Regions from separate parts of the Homo sapiens genome. Here all the other regions are linked to region 1. A link is a contact called in ENCODE Hi-C or POLR2A ChIA-PET data. All regions are on one chromosome and are shown on one strand. Each heading gives the region's core, a stretch centred on a gene start or an enhancer-like site at or near the end of the contact. The rest is flanking DNA. Distances are from core to core; before and after follow the strand shown.

The links. Hi-C counts contacts between places; a loop is a spot of excess contacts on that map. ChIA-PET counts read pairs that join two places held with the same protein, here RNA polymerase II (POLR2A). Pooled maps may share reads with other maps.
Region 2: a pooled map shows a loop between it and region 1 (6-fold over the local background). The contact joins the promoter of ZNF93 here to the promoter of ZNF429 in region 1. A Hi-C loop is called at or near these places in 8 of 50 pooled maps. POLR2A ChIA-PET finds 5 or more read pairs at or near these places in 4 of 52 experiments (GM12878, PC-9, activated CD4-positive, alpha-beta T cell and 1 more).
Region 3: a loop to region 1 is called in a pooled map, with 6 times the contacts of the local background. The contact joins the promoter of ZNF724 here to the promoter of ZNF429 in region 1. A Hi-C loop is called at or near these places in 1 of 37 single-sample maps with no recorded cell type and 9 of 50 pooled maps. POLR2A ChIA-PET finds 5 or more read pairs at or near these places in 2 of 52 experiments (HepG2 and activated T-cell).
Region 4: a map of naive thymus-derived CD4-positive, alpha-beta T cell shows a loop between it and region 1 (7-fold over the local background). The contact joins the promoter of ZNF90 here to the promoter of ZNF429 in region 1. A Hi-C loop is called at or near these places in 1 of 168 maps with a recorded cell type or tissue (naive thymus-derived CD4-positive, alpha-beta T cell) and 6 of 50 pooled maps. POLR2A ChIA-PET finds 5 or more read pairs at or near these places in 1 of 52 experiments (activated T-cell).
Region 5: a loop to region 1 is called in a map of B cell, with 9 times the contacts of the local background. The contact joins the promoter of ZNF91 here to the promoter of ZNF429 in region 1. A Hi-C loop is called at or near these places in 1 of 168 maps with a recorded cell type or tissue (B cell) and 6 of 50 pooled maps. POLR2A ChIA-PET finds 5 or more read pairs at or near these places in 3 of 52 experiments (CD4-positive, alpha-beta T cell, activated naive CD4-positive, alpha-beta T cell and naive thymus-derived CD8-positive, alpha-beta T cell).
Region 6: a loop to region 1 is called in a map of CD8-positive, alpha-beta T cell, with 2.7 times the contacts of the local background. The contact joins the promoter of ZNF682 here to the promoter of ZNF429 in region 1. A Hi-C loop is called at or near these places in 1 of 168 maps with a recorded cell type or tissue (CD8-positive, alpha-beta T cell) and 5 of 50 pooled maps. POLR2A ChIA-PET finds 5 or more read pairs at or near these places in 2 of 52 experiments (CD4-positive, alpha-beta T cell and naive thymus-derived CD4-positive, alpha-beta T cell).
Region 7: a loop to region 1 is called in a pooled map, with 10 times the contacts of the local background. The contact joins the promoter of ZNF253 here to the promoter of ZNF429 in region 1. A Hi-C loop is called at or near these places in 6 of 50 pooled maps. POLR2A ChIA-PET finds 5 or more read pairs at or near these places in 4 of 52 experiments (A673, BJ, activated naive CD4-positive, alpha-beta T cell and 1 more).

Annotation. Positions count from the first base shown.
Region 1 is chr19:21,504,213-21,506,912 of GRCh38, reverse strand. ZNF429 (zinc finger protein 429) reads right to left here and starts at 1,311. Exons shown (of 4, transcript NM_001001415.4): 1 at 1,139-1,311. The coding sequence starts at 1,141. RefSeq lists enhancers at 326-927, 623-982, 993-1,312, 928-1,530.
Region 2 is chr19:19,899,646-19,902,345 of GRCh38, reverse strand. It overlaps ZNF93 (zinc finger protein 93), which reads right to left and starts at 1,400. Exons shown (of 4, transcript NM_031218.4): 1 at 1,255-1,400. The coding sequence starts at 1,257. RefSeq lists enhancers at 1-198, 747-1,296, 831-1,430.
Region 3 is chr19:23,248,883-23,251,658 of GRCh38, reverse strand. It overlaps ZNF724 (zinc finger protein 724), which reads left to right and starts at 1,265. Exons shown (of 4, transcript NM_001355404.2): 1 at 1,265-1,419. The coding sequence starts at 1,417. RefSeq lists a silencer at 1,165-1,224 and an enhancer at 1,355-1,644.
Region 4 is chr19:20,076,612-20,079,311 of GRCh38, reverse strand. It overlaps ZNF90 (zinc finger protein 90), which reads right to left and starts at 1,312. Exons shown (of 4, transcript NM_007138.2): 1 at 1,177-1,312. The coding sequence starts at 1,179. RefSeq lists an enhancer at 890-1,369.
Region 5 is chr19:23,394,115-23,396,814 of GRCh38, reverse strand. ZNF91 (zinc finger protein 91) reads left to right here and starts at 1,344. Exons shown (of 4, transcript NM_003430.4): 1 at 1,344-1,490. The coding sequence starts at 1,461. RefSeq lists an enhancer at 1,074-1,942.
Region 6 is chr19:20,038,171-20,040,870 of GRCh38, reverse strand. It overlaps ZNF682 (zinc finger protein 682), which reads left to right and starts at 1,366. Exons shown (of 4, transcript NM_033196.3): 1 at 1,366-1,528. The coding sequence starts at 1,526. RefSeq lists an enhancer at 1,020-1,596.
Region 7 is chr19:19,864,420-19,867,135 of GRCh38, reverse strand. It overlaps ZNF253 (zinc finger protein 253), which reads right to left and starts at 1,254. Exons shown (of 4, transcript NM_021047.3): 1 at 1,137-1,254. The coding sequence starts at 1,139. LOC124904664 (a long non-coding RNA gene) reads left to right here. Exons shown (of 4, transcript XR_007067169.1): 1 at 1-700. RefSeq lists an enhancer at 794-1,223.

The sequences.
Region 1 (2,700 bases), core at 62-2,561:
CCTATAATCCCAGCTACTCAGGAGGCTGAGGCAGGAGAATTACTTGAACACGGAGGCGGAAGGTGCAGTGAGCCGAGATCGCGCCACTGCAGTCCAGATTGGGCAAGAAGAGGGAAACTCCATCTCAAAAAAAAAAAAAAAAAAACAAAAAACTAACTCAAATGCTTTTTTTTTTGTAAATTACTACACTGGGGAAAACAAATACAGGGTTAACTATTAACTGGAATTAAGCTCTGATTACATAACCAGGAAATTTTGTAAGCTGAAGATGGAAATTAAGAAACTACGTAACCCTACCTAACCAATAACTGAATTTGCGTTTTTGTACCATGCGCAAAGTCTTTCCTTCAAGCTCCTCCAAAGGACCACAAACTACATCCCACAGCTGGGTGCTTTACAATTTTAGAACCACTCTTTAATTAAATTCTTTAATATTTTGCAGTGACTCCCCTTTTTTTTTTTTTTTTTTGTTTGAGATAGTCTCATTGTGTCAACCAGCCTGGAGTGCAATGGCACAATCTTGGTCTCCTGGGTTTAAGCGATTCTCGTGCCTCAGCCTCCCACATAGCTGGGATTACAGATGCCTGCCACCACATCCGGCTAATTTTTGTATTTTTAGCAGAGAGGGGGTTTCACCATGTTGGCCAGGCTGTTCTCGAATGCCGGACCTCAGTGATCTGCCCGCCTCCCAGCAAACTGCTGGGATTACAGGCATAAGCCACCGCGCCCGGCCACTCCCATAGATTTTTAATAGGAGAGAATGGGAACTGGGAACCCCACGGACCAAAGCTCTTCCCGCTCATGAACCCGCATCCCGAGTCACTATTCTCACCTGACGCCCCTCCCATGGTTCTTGCACAATCTGGGAGAGACTGCGGAATTGCGCGTGCAGAGCTCCCCAGACAGGGCTACACGTCAGGCACAGTCACTGCGGAGGGAAGACAGGACGCCCGGGGCCCGGCTGTCAGCACAGTCGCCATCTTATGGCTGAAGGGGACTGAAGCCGAGCTGGGCAAGGAGAATTCCGGGCGCAGATTGTGGAGCTGACTGCCGGGAGACCTAAGTCCGCCACGGCCACTTCTCACGGTTCCGACCAGCCCCTCCCCCTCTCTGGGGATGTCAGACTCGGCACTCTCACCATTTCTAGGCTTCCAGGGGGTCCTGGAGTCTTAGCTGTGTATCTCCCAATATCTGCGGGTCACAGGGCCACACAGGCTGGGCCTCTAAGAACAAAGGACACAGAAATGAAGACGAGACCTGGAGCTCTGGCTGCAGCAAGAGCCAAACGCCCCGCCATATTCCGGAAACCGTCCTGTCGCTCCAGCTGCGTGCCTGATTGGATAATGTTTAAGACCCGCCCTCTCAGGCCCTGAGTGACAGAGGGTGATCAGTTGCTGGGCAGAATGAAGCGTGACAGCCTAGCTGCAGCCTTTTCAGGCAGGCTTTCCTCCGAGCTGAGCCAGGCCCACCCTAGAGGGTGTTTGCATTGAACCTTGTGTGTAAGGTCATATGCATTTATAAATATACTATATGGCTAGTCACAAATGAAAAGAATATAATAACAATTACTTTTAAATTTTAGCTTTTATCACCTTCCTAGCTTCTGGTCCTTTGAGCAGGCAGCCTGAGATTTTAAAAAGGAGGCAGTCCTCTGAAATAAAATGTGAGCCACATGTGAATTTTTAATTTTCCAGTAGCCAAACTTTAAAAAGAAACATGAAACACGTGGAATTGATTGTAATAATGTAACTAACCCAATATGTTTAAAGTATTATAATTTTAATATGTGAGCAATGTGAAAGGAAAATATCTTGGGCCCCCAAAATTACTAAGGAAAACTCAAGCTGGGAACTAAAGGCCAATCAGAAACTCAAAAGAATTTGAGTCCACCTATCTGTGACCTGGAAGCTCCCTCCAGCTTCGTGTCTTCCTGCCTTTGCTTCAAGTTGTCCCACCTTTTCAGACTGAACCAATGTACTTCTTACATATATTGATTGATGTCTCATGTCTCCCTAAAATGTATAAAACCAATATGTTCCCTGACCACCTTGGGCAGGTGTCCTCAAGACTTCCTGAAACTATGTCATAGGCGTGTTCTCAACCTTGGCAAAATAAACTTTCTAAATTAACTGATGTCTCAGATTTTCTGGGGTCACAGCAATATGTAATTATTAAGGCACTATATATATTTTTGGAACTAAATCTTCGAAACCAACTCTGTATTTTACTTTTCTAGCAAATTGCAGTTCAGACCAGGCACATTCCAGGCACCCAGGAGCCACACATGGCCAACAGCCACCACGTTGAAGTGCAGCTCTGATGTCAGGTGGGTGGAGGCCCTGAACATCCCTTTTCTGCCAGAGGTGAGGAGACAGCCTCTCTCTACTAACATCTATCTTCGGTTCTGAGGGTGCGATAGATAGTGGCCATAGCAAGGGCAGAGGGCAGCACAAATAAAATAACCACAGGTAGACCACTCTTTGCCACCTGTTGTCCACCTTTCATCCAGAGATCAGACAGTGAACAAAAAATTCTGGGGCCACAGGAGACAGGAGAAGAAAACTCTATGTCTTTGGGTCTGTCCACAGTCTTAACCTCTAACTTTAAGATATGAAGAAGGCCGGGCGCGGTGGCTCACGCCTGTAATCCCAGCACTTTGGGAGGCCGAGGTGGGCGGATCACGAGGTCGGAAGATCGAGA
Region 2 (2,700 bases), core at 151-2,650, 1.6 Mb after region 1:
TGGAGATTTCAGTGAGCCATGATTGCGCCACTGTACTCCACCTGGGCAACAAGAGCAAAACGCAAAACTCTGTCCAAAAAAAAAACCTTCTGTTTTAGGCTTAATATTAGCCTTAGCTTGGAGTCACTAGGCTCAAGCTTTGTCATGTCAGAGTTATTCACTTGGTTTTTGAAACTCAGTGTTTGAAAAATCCGTGAAATTACTCAAACACAGTATTTACATAAGGGAAGGAAATTTTAAGATGTCTATTTTTTTTTTAAGACGGAGTCTCACTTTGTCACCAAGGCTGGAGTACAATGGCAAGCTCTCGGCTCACTGCACCTCGCCTCCCAGGTTCAAGCAATTCTCGTGCGTCAGCCTCCCAAGTAGCTGGGATTACAGACGCCTGCCACCAATCCCGGCTAATTTTTGTATTTTTAGTAGAGACGGGGTTTCACTATGTTGGCCAGGCTGGCCTAGAACTCCTGACCTTGTGATCCACCCGCCACGGCCTCACAAAGTGCTGGGATTACAGGCATCAGCCACCGCGCTGGGCCAGGAAGGGGATTTAACCCTAACGCAGTTCCGGTTTTTGTGTCCTTCCCATATTGGCTGAGGTCCCACCGCACAATCTAAGCTGATCCTGGTTGGGCTAGACACAAACTTTTTCCATATAGGGTAAACGCGCGATGTTTTGAGAAAAGGAGAATGGGGAAAAAGAAGGGGTAGGGTTGATTTACAATTTTTACAACTTATGACCAGGAAGTTGAGTCTCTGAAGAGGAACTTAGCTGCCCTAACAACTCCTCAAGTGATCCGCCCGCCTCGGCCTCCCAAACTGCTGCGATTACAGGAGTGAGCCACCTTGCCCAGCCCCATAAATTTTTAATAGGAGAAAAGAGAAACTGTGAACCCAACCCACTAAAGCTCTTCCCATTCGTGAACCCGCACTCCGAGTCAGGATTCTCCCCTGACGACTCTCCCGTGGTCTCTGCACAATCTGGGAGAGAAGCGGCTCTGCGGGTGCGCAGCTGCCCAGCGAGGGCTCCAAGCCAGGGCACAGTCACCGCACAGTGAAGAGACAGGACGCCTGGGGGCTGCGCTATAAGCGCAGCCGCCATCTTATGGCTGAAGGGAACCGAGGCCGAGCTGGGCAAGAACTCCGGCGCAGATTGTGGAGCTGACTAAGGGGATACCTGAGTCCCGCCACCGTCACTTTCCACCGGTTCCAACCAGCCCCTCCCCGTCGCTTGGGATGTCGGACCGGCACTCTCACCATTTCTAGGCTTCCAGGGGTCCTGGTGTCTTAGCTGTGGATCTCCCAATACCTGCAGGTCACAGGGCCACAGAGGCTGGGCCTGTAGGAGCACAGGACACAGAGTAGTGAAGAGGAGACCTGGAGCTCCGGCTGCACCGAGAGACAAAGGACCCGCCAAACCAGAAGCCGCCCTGTTCGGTCCGGCTGCTTGCCTGATTGGACGTTTCCAGCCCAGCGTCCCTGATTGGATAATTCTTAAGGTCCCGCCCCCTCAGGACCTGAGTGACAGAAGATGTGATCACATGCTGGGCTGAGTGAAGAAGAGTAACAGCCTAAGCTGCAGCCTTTTCAGCCAGGGCTTCCTCTCTGAGCTGAGCCACGTCCACCCCAGAGCATGGGAACATTCTCTTTTTTACTCTCTCTTTTTGAATGTATTGAAAAGGTGAACAGAAGTATTTCGTTGTCATATTAATAATACCGTTGGAAGTAAAGTGTTTGGTGTCGCAAAGTGAAACCAGTACTCAGGCAAAAGTTTTTTTAGTAAGGCAATTTACTTCTGCAAAAGGTTTTTGTTTGCATTAATCACGATCGCAAGAGCACCCTGAACAAAGGAGGGAAGGGGTTTTTATTTTTAACGTAAAGTCTCTTCCTCTGTGTTACTCCCCCATGGGCTAGGGTCGGACCCCACAATCTAAACTGACCCGATTGGCTATTTGTAAATATTTTTCCAAATAAGGAAGGGAAGGGGCATGTATAAGTCACAGTGGTGGGACGTGTGGTTTTGAAGGGTGGGAAGGCTGCAGAGTGAGTAATCAAGGGAACAGATGTGAATTATTGATTAGAGCTGTTGGGAAGGAAGGTTGTTACAGTAACTAGGGGCAAGGAGGCATGGAGAACAAGCAAGTTGAGTTTGAGAACAAAGAACAAGAAAGTTAAGACTAAACCTTTGAAGAGGAATTTTATTGTATTTTACAATTTCCCCCTTTTAATTTTTATAATTAAAAAAAAACCTTTTTTTTTGAGATGGAGTTTTTGCTCTTGCTGCCTAGGCTGGAGTGCAATGGCACGATTTTGGCTCACTACAACATTTGCCTCCCAGGTTCAAGCAATTCTCCTGCCTCAGCCTCCCGAGTAGCTGGGAGTACAGGCATGTGCCACCACGACCAGCTAATTTTGTGTCTTTAGTATAGATGGGGCTTCTTCATATTGGTCAGGCTGGTCTCTAACTTCTGACCTCGGGTGATCCGCCCGCATCAGCCTCTCAAAGTGCTGGGATTACAGGCGTGAGCCACTGCGACCACACGCTTTTTAAAACTTTTTAAACATACCTTTACTTTGTTGTTTGACTTGATCTTTTAAAAGGAAAAGTTTATCTGAATAAGGTGGAGGAGAACTAAGGGAGGTTTTCGTAAGTGTCGTTTTTATAAGTCTTTGTACTAGCCCACAGATGCATGGTATGACACA
Region 3 (2,776 bases), core at 16-2,515, 1.7 Mb before region 1:
TGGAGAAACCCTGTCTCTAATAAAAATACAAAAGATTAGCTGGGTGTGGTGGCACGTGCCTGTAATCCCAGCTACTTGGGAGGCTGAGGTAGGAGAATTGCTTGGACCTGGGAGGTGGAGGTTGTGGTGAGCCGCGATCCTGCCATTGCACTTCACTGCACTCCAGCCTGGGCAATAAGAGTGAAAGTCTGTCTCAAAAAAGACTGGACAGATATGAAGACATAGAGTTTACTTCTCCTGTCACCCCATCACTTGTTGTTCACTGTTTAATCTGGAAGGAAGGTGGTCAACAGGTGGCCAGCAGTGGTCTATGTGTGGTTATTTTATTCTTGCTGCCTTCTGCTCTTTTATGGCCACTATCTGTTCCACCCTGGGAACTGAAGAGATGTTGGTAGGAAGAGGCTTTCCCCCACCTCTGATGTCCAGGCCCTTCACTCAGCTGACATCGCAGCTGCACTTCAATATGGCAGCTATTGGCCACGTGTGGCTCCTGGGTGCCTGGAATGTCGCTGGTCTAAACTGCGATGTGCTGGAATGGTAAAATACAGAGTGAGTTTCAAAGATTTAGTGATATATATATATATATATATATATATATATATATATATGTATATATATATACACACACACATATATATACATATATACACACATACATATATACATATATACACACATATATACATATATACATACATATACATGTATATACATATATAATTATTGCTCACATATTAAACTGATAATATTTTGGATATATTGGGTAAGTTAAATTGTTACAATCAACTCCACCTTTTTCTTGTTTCTTTTTAAAGTTGGCTACTAGAAAATTCAAAATTCACATGTGGCTTATATTTTATTTCAGAGGATTGCCTTTTTAAAAAAGTCTCAGGCTGCTTGCTCAAATGCCAGAAGCCAGGAAGATCATAAAAACTGAAATTTTAAAATTATTGTTATTATATATTTTTCATTTGTGAATAGCCGTATAGTATGTTATTTATAAATACATGAAACCTCATACACGAGGTCAAATGCAAATACCCTCCGGGGTGGGCTAAGCTCAGGGAGGAAGCCCTGCCTGAAAACGCTGCAGCTTAGGCTGTCACTCTTTCTTCATTCAGTCCAGCGTTTGGTCAGGTCTTCTGTCACTTAAGGCCTGAAGGGGCTGGGCCTTAGACGTTTTCCAATCAGGGACCCTGAGCTGGGGACCGTCCAATCAGGCACGCAACTGGAGCGGACAGGGCGGCTTCCGGGATTTGGCGGGGCCTTTGTCTCTCGCTGCAGCTGGAGCGCTTGGTCTCGTCTTCCCTGCTTTGTGTCCCCTGCTCTTAGAGGCCCAGCCTCTGTGGCCCTCTGACCTGCAAGCATTGGGAGATCCACAGCTAAGACGCCAGGGCCTCCCCTGGAAGCCTAGAAATGGTGAGAGTGGCGGCTCCGACATCCGGAGAGAGAGGGAGGGGCTGGTTGAAACCTGTGGGAAGTGGCTGTGGCGGACTCGGGCCTCCCCGCAGTCATCTCCACAAACTGCGCCCTGAGTTCTCCTTGCCCAGCTGGGCCTCAGTCCCCTTCAGCCATAAGATGGCGGCTTCGCTGACAGCCGGCCCCCGGGCGTCTTGTCTCTTCCCCGCCCAGTGACTGTGCCCTGACCTGGAGCCCTCTCTGGGCAGCTCTGCTCCCGCAGCGCAGCGTCTCTCCCAGATTGTGCAGGGACCAAGGGAGGGTAGTCAGGGGAGAATCCTGACTCGGGGAGCGGGTTCATGAATGGGAAGGGCTTTAGTCCGCTGCGTTTCCAGTTCATCTTTCCCCCTATTAAAAATTTATGGCAGGCCGGGCGCTTTGGTTCACGCCTGTAATCCCAGCACTTCGAGAGGCCGAGGCGGGCGGATCACCCGAGGCCAGGAGTTCGAGACCAGCCTGGCCAACATGGCGAAACCCCATCTCTACTAAAAATATAAAAATTAGTCTGGCACAGTGGCCTGCGCCTATAATGCTAGCACTTTGGGAGGCCGAGGTGGGCGGATTACGAGGTCAGGAGTTCGAGACCAGCCTGACCAACATGGTGAAACCCCCGTTTCTACTAGAAATACAAAAAATTAGCCGGGCGTGGTGGCGCGGTCCTGTAATCCCAGCTACTCAGGAGGCTGACGCAGAAAAATCGCTTGAACCCGGGAGGCGGAGGTTGCAGTGAGGCGAGCTGACGCCATTTGCTGTCCAGCTTGGGTGACAGAGCTTGACTCTGTCTCAAAAAAAAAAAGCCGGGCATAGTGGCGCATGCTTGTAATCCCAGCCACTCGGGAGGCTGAGGCGGGACAATCGCTTGAACCTGGGAGGAGGTTGCAGTGAGCCAAGATCGCGCCACTGCACTCCAGCCTGGGCGACAGAGTAAGAAGACTCTGTCTAGAAAAAAAAAAAAAAAAGGCAGTCTCTGCAAAAATATTAAATAATTTAATCAAAGAGTGGTTCAAAAATTTTAGAGCACCCCTATGGGTTGTAGTTTTTGGTTTATAAGAGGGGCTTGAAGGACTTTGATAAGGTGCATGATGCAAAAATCCCAAATTCAATAATTGGTTAGGTACAGTTATATTCTTTCTGTCTTCCTGTCTTTGTTTGTTTGTTTCTCTCCTCTTTTCTTCTTCTTAGTTTTTTTTGTTTGTTTGTTTGTTTTGTTTTTTTGAGACGGAGTCCTGCACTGACGCCCAAGCTGGAGTGCAGTGGCACGATCTGCAACCTCCACCTCCCGGGTTCAAGTGATTCTCCTGCCTCAGCCTCCCAAGTA
Region 4 (2,700 bases), core at 63-2,562, 1.4 Mb after region 1:
AAAAACCCTCCTTTTGCAGGCTTAATATTAGCCTTAGCTCGGAATCACTAGGTTCAAGCTTTAATTTCCATGCCAGAGTTATTCACTGGGTTTTTGAAACTAAGTGTTGGAAAATACAGTGAAGTTACTAAAACACAGTGTTTACATAAAGGATGGAAATTTTAAGATGCTTACTTTTTTTTTTTTTTTTTTTTTTGAGGACTCTCCCTCTGTCGCGCATGCTGGAGCGCGATGGAGGGATCTCAGCTCACTGCAACCTCTGCCTCCCGAGTTCAAGCAATTCTCGGGCCTCAGCCTCCCAAGTTGCTGGGATTACAGGCGCTTGGCACCACTCCAGGCTAATTTTTGTATTTTTAGTAGAGAGAGGTTTCACCACGTTGGATAGGCTGGTCTAGAAATTTGACCACGTGATCCGCCCGCCTCGGCGCCCCAAAGTGCTGAAATTACAGGCAGGAGCCACCGCGCCTGGCCGGGAAGGGGTTATTAGCCCTAATGCAGTTCTGTTTTTGTTTTCCCTCCATTGGCTGGGGTCAGACCGCACAATCTAAGCTGATCCCGGTTGGCTTACACTCAAGCTTTTTCCAAATCGGGTAATGCGCGATTTGTGAGAAAAGGAGAAGGGAGAAGAAGGGGTAGGGGTGATTTACAACTTTTCCAACTTATGACCAGGAAGTTGCGTCTTTGAAGAAGAACTACGTTGTACTAACAACCCTTTACCTCAAGTGATCCGCTCGCCTCGACCTCCCAAAATGCTGGGATTACAGGCATGAACCACAGCGACCGGCCCCATAAGTTTTTAATAGGAGAAAAGAGAAACTGTCAACCCCATGGACCAAAGCTCTTCCCATTCATGAACCTGCACCCCGAGTCAGGATTCTCCCCCGAGAACCCTCCCGTGCTCCCTGCACAATCTGGGAGAGACGCAGCGCTGTGGGTGCAGAGCTGCCCAGAGAGGGCTCCAGGCCAGGGCAGGGAAGAGACAGGACGCCGCGGGGCCCGGCTGTCGGCGCTGTTGCCATCTTATGGCTGAAGGGGACTGAGGCCGAACTGGGCAAGGAGAAGTCGGTCGCAGATTGTGGAGCTGACTGCGGGGAGGCCTAAGTCCCGCCACAGCCACTTCCCATCGGTTCCAACCAGTCCCTCCCCTCTCTCGGAATGCTGGAAAGGCACTCTCACCATTTCTAGGCTTCCGGGGGTCCCTCAGCTGTGGATCTCCCAATACCTGCAGGTCACAGGGCCACAGAGGCTGGAGAAGAAGACACGAAGCAGCTAAGACCAGATTTGGAGCACCAGCTGCAGCAAGAGACAAATGGCCGCGCCAAACCCGAAAGCCTTCCTCTTCGCTCCAGCTGCCTGCATGATTGGACGGTTTCCAACCCAGCGTCCCTGATTGGATAATGCTTAAGGCCCCGCCTCCTCAGTCCCTGAGTGACAGAAGATGTGATCACATGCTGGGCTGAGTGAAGAAAGAGTCACAGCCTCAGCTGCAGCCTTTTCAGGCCGGGCTTCCTCCTTGAGCTGAGCCAGGCCCACCGGAGAGCATGGGAAAATTCTTTTTTACTCTTTCTCTTTTTGAATGTATTCAAAAGGTGAACAGAAGTATTTGGCTGTCATATTAATAATACAAAAAATTTTTGTTCAAGAGAAAACTTTTACTTTGGTAATAGTGTATTATCAATACGAAAGCTAATTTTAATAAAACCTTGTAAGTAAATCAAATTTGTCATTTTTGACCTCTCGAGACTTACATATACATCATATATATTTTGTAATCTAATGTAATTTTTTTAACTTTTTATATTTTATTTTTATCTACATTCTTTTTATTTTTTCAATTTGAAACAACTTTTAAGTAATTTCAAACTGTTATAGGAGACAGAAAGGAAATCATTTAGGGCCAGGCGCGGTGGCTCACGCCTGTAATTCCAGCACTTTGGGAAGCCAAAGAGGGCGAATCACTTGAGGTCAGGAGTTCAAGACCACCCTGGCCAACACGGTGAAACCCCATTTCTACTAAAAATACAAAACCTTACCTGGGCGTGCTGGTGCACACCTGTAGTCCCAGCTACACCGAAGGCTGAGGCAGGAGAATCTCTTGAACCTAGGAGGTGGAGGTTGTGTAACCGCCCAAGGAGTTTACCTTGCCCTTTGCCCAGACAAAACCAATTCATCAAGACAGGGGAATTTGTGGAGGAAAAGTTAAATATTTAATTTGAACTCAATTGAACGTGGACACAAACAATGGTCACCAAGTCCTGGAAGAGGTTGTGTGAGCCCCTTGAGGCGTTCATCCAGTGCTATTTTAGAGAAATCTCTATGTCAATCTATTCAATCTATTCCTATACATTCGTTATTGAAAAACAATAGACAAGGCCGGGCGCGGTGGCTCACGCCTGTAATCTCAGCACTTTGGGAGGCTGAGGCGGGCGGGTCACGAGGTCAGGAGATCAAGACCATGCTGGCTAACACGCTGAAACCCCGTCTCTACTAGAAATACAAAAAATTAGCCAGGCCTGGTGGCAGGCGCCTGTAGTCCCAGCTAGTCGGGAAGCTGAGGCAGGAGAATGGTGTGAACCTGGGAGGCGGAACTTGGAGTGAGCCGAGATCGCGCCACTGCACTCCAGCCTGGGCGACAGAGCGAGACTCCGTCTCAAAAAAAAAAAAAAAAAAGAAAGAAAGAAAAAGAAAAACAATAGACAA
Region 5 (2,700 bases), core at 95-2,594, 1.9 Mb before region 1:
AAACAAAAGCAAAATATGCTTTTGATGAAGAAAGTTAGAAACATTTGTCTGCTTTGAAATTACTTAAAGGTTCCTTCAAATTGAAAAAGTAAAAATAATGTAGATTAAAATGAAATATAAAAAGTTAAACAATGGACCGGCATCATGGCTTACCCATGTAATCCCACTACTTTGGGAGGCTAAGGCAGGTGGATCACCTGAGGCCAGGAGTTCGAGACCAGCCTGGCCAACATGGTGAAACCGCATCTCTACTAAAAATACAAAAAATTAGTCAGGTGTGGTGGTGCACCTGTCATCCCAGCTACTCCAGAGGCTGAGGGAGGAGAATCCCTTGGACCTGAAAGGCAGAGGTTGCAGTGAGCCGAGATCGTGCCGCTGGACTTCAGCCTGGGCCACAGAGCAAGACTCAGTCTCAAAAAAAAAAAATTAAAAAATTATAAGAGATCATAAAATATGTATAAAAATCTAGAGAGGTCAAAAAAATTTTAATGTATTTTTATTTTTATTTTTTGCTGGGGTGCAGTGGCATGATCTCAACTCACTACAACCTCCGCCTCCCGGGTTCAGGCGATTCTCCTGCCTCAGCCTCCGGAGTAGCTGGGATTACAGACGTGTGCCACCATGCTCAGCTAATTTTTATATTTTATTTTTCATTTTTTTGAAATGGAATTTCACTCTTATTGTTCAGTCTGGAATGTATTGGCGCGATCTAGGCTTACTGCAACCTTGGCCTCCCGGGTTCTAGCAATTCTCCTGCCTCAGCCTCCCGAGTAGTTGGGATTACAGGCACGCACCACCATGCTCAATAATTTTGTATTTTTAGTAGAGATGGGGTTTCACCATGTTAGCCAGACTGGTCTCGGACTCCTGACCTCAGGAGATCCACCTGCCTCGGCCTCCCAAAGTGTTGGGATTACAGGTGTGAGCCACGGCGCCCGGCTGAGAGACTTACAATGTTTTATCAAATTAGCTTTATTATTGATAATACACAATAAAGTAAAAGTTGATTTTCTCTGGAACAAAAATTTTATGTATTATTAATATACATCAAATATTTTTGTTCACATTTTGAATACATTGAAAGAGAGCAAAGAAGAGAGAGGATTTTCCCATGCTCTGAGGTGGGCCTGGCTGAGCTGAGGAAGCCCTGCCTGAAAAGGCTGCAGCCTACGCTGTCACTCTTTCTTCATTCAGCCCAGTGTCTGATCACATCTTCTGTCACTCAGGGCCTGAGAAGGCGGGGCCTTAAACGTTATCTAATCAGGGACGCTGGGCTGGGAACTGTCCAATCAGGCACAAAGCTGGAGCGGACAGGGCGGCTTCCGGGATGTGGCTGGGCCTTTGTCTCTCGCTGCCGCCGGAGTTTCCAGGTCTCGACTTCACTGCTCTGTGTCCTCTGCTCCAGGAGGCCCAGCCTGTGTGGCCCTGTGACCTGCAGGTATTGGAGAGCCACAGCTAAGATGCCAGGAACCCCTGGAAGCCTAGAAATGGTGAGACTGCCAGGTGCGACGTCCCGAGAGAGGGAACGGGGCTCGTTGAAACCGGTGGGATGCGGCTGTGGCGAGCCTCAGGCCTTCCTTCAGTCAGCTCCACAATCCGTGCCCGGGTTCTCCTTGCCCAGCTCGGCCTCAGTCCCCTTCAGCGATAAGATGGCGGCTGCGTTGACAGGCGGGCTCCGGGCGTCCTGTCTCTTCCCTGCCCAGTGACTGTGTCCTGGCCTGGAGCCCTCTCTGGGCAGCTCTGCTCCCGCAGCGCCGCGTCTCTCCCAGATTGTGCAGGGATCACGGGAGGGTCGTCAGGGGAGAATCCTGACTGGAGGTGCTGGCTCATGAATAGGAAGCACTTTAGTCCGTGGGGTTCCCAGGGCCTCTTTTTTTCTATTAAAAATTTATGGGCGTCACCGCGAAAAGATTAAATAATTTAATCAAAGAGTGATTCAAACATTGTAGAGCACCCAGCTATGGTTTGTAATTTGTGGTCTATGAAAGGCCTTGAAGGAGATATTTTTATAAGGTTCATGGTAAAGAAAACCAAATTCAGTAATTTGCTAGGTACAGTTATGTAGGTTTTGTTTTGTTTTGTTTTTTGAAAAGGAGTTTTGCTCTCTCGCGCGGGCTGGAGTGCAGTGGCGTGATCTCGGCTCACCGCAACCTCTGCCTTCCGGGTTCAAGCGATTCTCCTGCCTCAGCCCTAGTAGCTGGGATTACAGGCGCCTGCCACCACACCAGGCCAATTTTTTTATTTTTCGGAGAGACGGGGTTTCACCTTGTTGGCCAGGCTGGTCTGGAACTCCTGACCTTAGGTGATCCACCCACCTTGGCCTCCGAAAGTGCTGGAATTACAGGCGTGAACCACCGCACCTGGCCTAGTTTCTTAATTTTTACAATCTAGGTGGAAATATCCTTCTTATGTAATCAGAGCTTAATTGGCAGTTTATAGTTGCTTAAGCCTAAATTTTGCTTCTGCCAATGTAGTAATTTACCAAAAAATGCTCTTGAGTTTAGATTTTTATTTTTAGAAGTAGAAATCCGAGGACTAGAGCCACCTCAATCTAATTGCCTGCCACTTAATTTTTCTCACACTCAAAAGGGGACGATTTTTCCCTGAATTTTTTACATGTGTCTCAAGCAGGGCCTCAAGTCCACCCCTCATCCCCTGTTCCTCCAGCCTAACTCTGGCTTGCAGTAAAATACTAAATTT
Region 6 (2,700 bases), core at 117-2,616, 1.5 Mb after region 1:
TCTAATTTAATTGGTCTGTTGCAACTTGGGCTTCAGGGATTTTAAGTTTACATCCTGCCCCGCCCCTCCAGTCATTCTCCACACCCCCCGCCGCCACCACCACCCTCCCCACGAAGTCTCACTCTGCAATGGCGCGATCTCGACTCACTGCAACCTCCGCCTCCCACGTTCAAGCCATTCTCCTGCCTCAGCCTCCCGAGTAGCTGGGATTACAGGCGTGTGCCACCATGCCCGGCTAATTTTTGTATTTTTAGTAGAGATGGGGGTTTCACCATGTTGGCCAGGCTGGTCTCGAACTCCTGACCTCAGGTGATACGCCCGTCTCGGCCTCCCAAAATGCTGAGATTATAGGCGTGAACCACCGCTCCCAACCCCGCAGGTGATTTTTATTTGCCAGGGGTAAGAAGCACTGGATCTGATGAAGAATGCATTAGCTGTGAGTGATTTTCATGTATGCTGCCGGGATTTGCCCCATGGCAACTCTGGAGACTGGGGTTTTAGAAAACATCCTTGCCCTGTTAAAAATTAGAAGATGACTTCAAGACATACTCAGCTGCTTGGCTAAATTGCAGAAAGAGAAAATGCCTTCTTCAGAGATCTTTTTTTTTTTAAACTTGGTTTCACTCTGTCACCCCGGCTGTAGTGCAATGGTGTGATCGTGGCTCACTGCAGTCTTGGTCTCCCAGGGTCAAGTGATCCTCCCGCCTCAGCCTTCTGAGTAGCTAGGACTGCAGGCGTGCACCACCAGACTTGGCTAAATTTTTAATTATTTTTTGTAGAGATGGGATCATCGCTATGTTGCCCGGGCTGGTCTTAAAACTCCTGGCCTCAAGTGATGCTCCCGCCTCAGCCTCCCTAGTTGCTAGAACTACAGGCACAGGCTACCACGCCTGGTTTCTTTTTTAAAATGTGGCTACTAGAAAATGTAAAATTCATATGTGCTTCACAGTTTATTTCTTAGAGAATTGCCTCCCTTGCGACATCTTAGGCTGCCTGCTCAAAAGACTGGAGGCTAGGAAAATGATGAAATCTGAGATTTTAAAATAATTGTCATTATATTGTTTCCATTTGTGAATAACATATGTATACTATTCACAAATAAAGATAACTTTATATACAAAGTTAAATGCAAATGTTCCCCAGGAAGGGCCAGTTTCCAATTCAGGAAGGAAGCGCGCCAGAAAAGGGTTCAGGAAAAACCTGTAACTCTTGCCTTATTCAACACATTCTCAGATCACGCCTCCTGTCACTCATGACCTGAGGGGGCGGGGCATGGAACTGTATCCAATCATGGGCGCTAGAGTGGGAACTGTCCAATCAGGTGCGCAGCCAAGGTAGAGGGGGCGGTGTCCTGGAGCTGGCGGGGCCTTTGTCTCGCTCCAGCCAGAGCTCAGGGTCCATCTTCATTGCTTAGTATCCTCTGCTCTAGTAGTTCCCGGTGACTGTCGCAGCCTCTGTTGCCCTCTGACTTGCAGATGCTGTGAGATCCAGAGCTAAGACTCCACGACATCCCGGAAGCCGAAAAATGGTGAGTGTGCCAGGCCGCGCATCCCGAGGTGGGGGCAGGGCTGGTTGAAACCGGCCGGAACCGGCAGTGACGGGACTGGGGCCTCCCAGCTGTCAGCTCCGGAGTCTGCGGACTGGAGTCCCCGGCAGGCACAGCTCGGCCGTCGATCACCTCCGGGCACAGGATGCGAGGTGGGCCAGCAGCCGGGACCCTGGGCGGGCATCCCGTTCCGTTCTCCCGCTTCCCGCCCGGAGCCCACCCTGGGAAGAGCCGCGCGCGTTCTTGCGTCTGCCCCGACTGCGGGGACAATGGAAGCGTCCTCAGGGCAGAGTCCAGACCCCGTGTGTGGTTTGTGCGTGGGAAGTGCTGTGATCCCGGGGGTCCTCAGTCTTTTCCTTCTCCTGTTTAAAAACTATGGGAGTCACCTTTAAAATGTTGAAAACTTATTGAAGTTAACAGTGATTTATGCTCAGAGAGCACCCAGCCACGGTTTGTGGTTGGGGGTCCAGCCGAAGAGCTTGAAGGAAAGTTTTTTATAAAGTGCAGGATGAAGCAAACCGAATTCAGTAACTGACTCGTTCCAGTTATGTAGTCATCTTATTTAGACTATTCAGGTTGTCATTGCCTGGTTATGTAATCAGAAGTTAATTGAAGGTTTGTGGTTGCTTAAATCTGAAAAATCTGAATTTTGTTTCCCCCTAAGGTAGCAATTTACAAGAAATGTATTTGCCTTTGATTTTTTTTTTTTTTAATGTAGGAACTCAGGGTACTAGAGCCACCTCAGTCTAACTGCCTGCTATTTATTTAACACTCCACAGAAGTGGTTTTCTCTTGGATTTTCCAAATGTGTGACAAACAGAATCTCAAAGCTACCACTCTGTTGCCCCAGCCTAACTCTGACTTGCAGTTGAATTTTAAATTTTCAGTTCTTTCCTGACATTCTTCAACACCAACTTCCCCTCTCTAATTCACAACATTATCAACTATTAGTCCTTTTTTGTACATTTCAGACACAGTATTTTGATTGATCATTATTTCAAAGAGCAGCGGATGGCACTTTTTAGAAAAAGAATTGTTTTTCATTTGCAAACATTTTACAGGAGATGAAAGCAGAGAATAATCCCAACACTCCACCATGAAAAAAAAAAAGACCAAAAAACAAAAACCTTTGTGCCAATCTCCCTTTAATCTTT
Region 7 (2,716 bases), core at 5-2,504, 1.6 Mb after region 1:
CTCCTGACCTCAAGTGATCCATCCACCTCGACCTCCTGAAGTGTTGTTATTACAGGCGTGAGCCACCGCGCCCGGCCCCATAAATTTTTAATAGGAGAAAAGGGAAACTGTGAACCCTGACAGATATAATAGATTCCTCTTCAAGGGCCTAACTTTCTTGTTCCTTGTTCTTAGGACCAACTTTTTTGTACCTCTTTGTACCTAGACACCCGCTCCGTAAACAACCCAAACCGCCTGTTCCAATCTGCGACCCGAACCCCTTCCTTATTTGGAAAGTAGCCAATCGGGTCAGCCTAGATTGTGAGGTCAGACCCCGGCCAATGGGGGAAGGACACAGAGGCAATAACGGCGTTTAGGGTTAAAAACCCCTTTCAAACTGGGAGGCCGAGGCGGGCGGATCAACTGAGTTCGGGAGTTCAAAACCAGCCTGACCAACATGGTGAAACGGCATGTCTACTAAAAATACAAAATCAGCCGGGTGTGGTGACGCATGCCTGTAACCCCAGCTACTCGGGAGGCTGAGGCAGGAGAATCACTTGAACCCGGGAGACGGAGGTTGCAGTGAGCCGAGATCGCGCCATTGTACTTTAGCCTGGGCCACAAGAGCAAAACTCCGCCTCAAAAAAAAAAAAAACCTTCCTTCCTTTCTTCTGTGTGCTCTTGCGATCAGGTCGGACGCGAGCAGCACTCTTCTTCAGAAGTAAATATGCCTTCCTGTGAAATTTTCTAAGTGCTGGGTAGTTTTTTGTTTTGTGTTGTTTTGCGGCACCAAGCGCTTGTTTCTAACAACCTCACGGACCAAAGCTCTTCCCATTCATGAACCCGCAGGGAACCGAGTCAGGATTCTCCCCTGACGACCCTCCCGTGGTCCTTGCATGATCTGGGAGAGACGCGGTGCTGCGGGTGCAGAGCTGCTGAAAGAGGGCTCCAGGCCAGGGCACAATCACTGTGCCGGGCCCCGGATGTCACCGCAGCCGCCATCTTATGGCTGAAGGGGACTGAGGCCGAGCTGGGCAGGGAGAACTCCGGCGGCAGATTGTGGAGCTGACTGTGAGGAAGCAGAGTCCCGCCAGAGCCACTTCCCACCGTTCCAAACAGCCTCTCCCCTCTCTCGGGACGTTGGACCCGGCACTCACCATTTCTAGGCTTCCAGGGGTCCCGGGGTTTAGCTGTGGCTCTCCCAATACTTGCAGGTCACACGGCCACAGAGGACGGGCCTCTATAAGCACAGGACACAGAACACTGAGGATAAACCTGGAGCTCCCGCTGCAGCGAGAAACAAAGGCCCCCAGAAACCATGTGGTTCGCTCCAGCTGCGTGCCTGATTGGACGGTTTCCGGCCCAGCGTCCCTCATTGGATAATGCCTAAGGCCCCGCCTCCCCAGCCGCTGAGTGACAGATGTGATCAGATACTGGGCTGAGTGAAGAAAGAGTGACAGCCTAGGCTGCAGCCTTTTCTTTCTTTCTTTCTTTCTTTCTTTCTTTCTTTCTTTCTTTCTTTCTTTCTTTCTTTCTTTCTTTCTTTCTTTCTTTCTTTCTTTCTTTCTTTCTTTCTTTCTTTCTTTCCTTTCTTTCTTTCTTTCTTTTTCTTTCTTTCTTTCTTTCTTTCTTTTCTTTCTTTTTTCCCCCCACCGAGACGGAGTTTCCCTCTTGTTGCCCAGGCTAGAGTGCAATGGCACGATGTTGGCTCACCGCAACCTGCACCTCCCGGGTTCAAGCGATTCTCCTACCTCAGCCTCCCATGTAGCTGGGATTACAGGCATGCCTCACCACGCCCGTCTAATTTTTTGTACTTTTAGTAGAGACAGGGTTTCTCCGTGTTGGTCAGGCTGGTCTCGAGCTCCCGATCTCAGGTGATCCGCCCGCCTCGGCCTCCCAAAGTGCTGGGATTACAAGCGTGAGCCACCGCGCCTAGCCTAGCTGGAGCCTTTTCAAACGGCTTCCTCCCTGAGCTGAGCATCCCATCCCAGAGCATGGGAAAATTCTATCTCATATTCTCTCTCTTTTTGAATGTATTCAAAAGGTGAACAGAAGTACTTTGCTGTCATATTAATAATACATGAAATGTTTGTTCAAGAGAAAGTCAACTTTTACTTTGGTAATAGTGTATTATCAATACTAAAGCTAATTTTAATAAGACCTTGTAAAGCCAGGTGCGGTGGCTCAGGCCTGTAATCCCAGTACTTTGGGAGGCTGAGGAGGGCAGATCACTGGGTCAGGAAATCGAGACCATCCTGGCTAACACGGTGAAACTCTGTCTCTACTAAAAATACAAAAAATTACCCGGGCGTGGTGGCATGCACCTGTGGTCCCAGCTACTCAGGAGGCTGAGGCAGGAGAATGGCTTGAACCCAGGAGGCAGAGGTTGCGGTGAGCCAAGATCGCACCACTGCACTCAAGCCTGGGTGACAAAGTGAGACTGCGTCTCCAAAAATGAATAAATACATAAATAAAACCTTGTAAATAAACAAAATTTGTCATTTTTGACCTCTCGAGATTTACATATATAATTTGTAATCTCCTGTAATTTTTTAACTATATTTTATTTATATCTACATTCTTTTTATTTTTTCAGTTTGAAACAACCTTTAAGTAATTTCAAACTGTTATAGGAGATAGAAAGAAATCATTTAGGGACAGGTGCGTTGGCTCACGCCTGTAATCCCAGCACTTTGGGAAGCCAAGGTGAGTGGAATACTTGAGGTCAGGAGTTAAA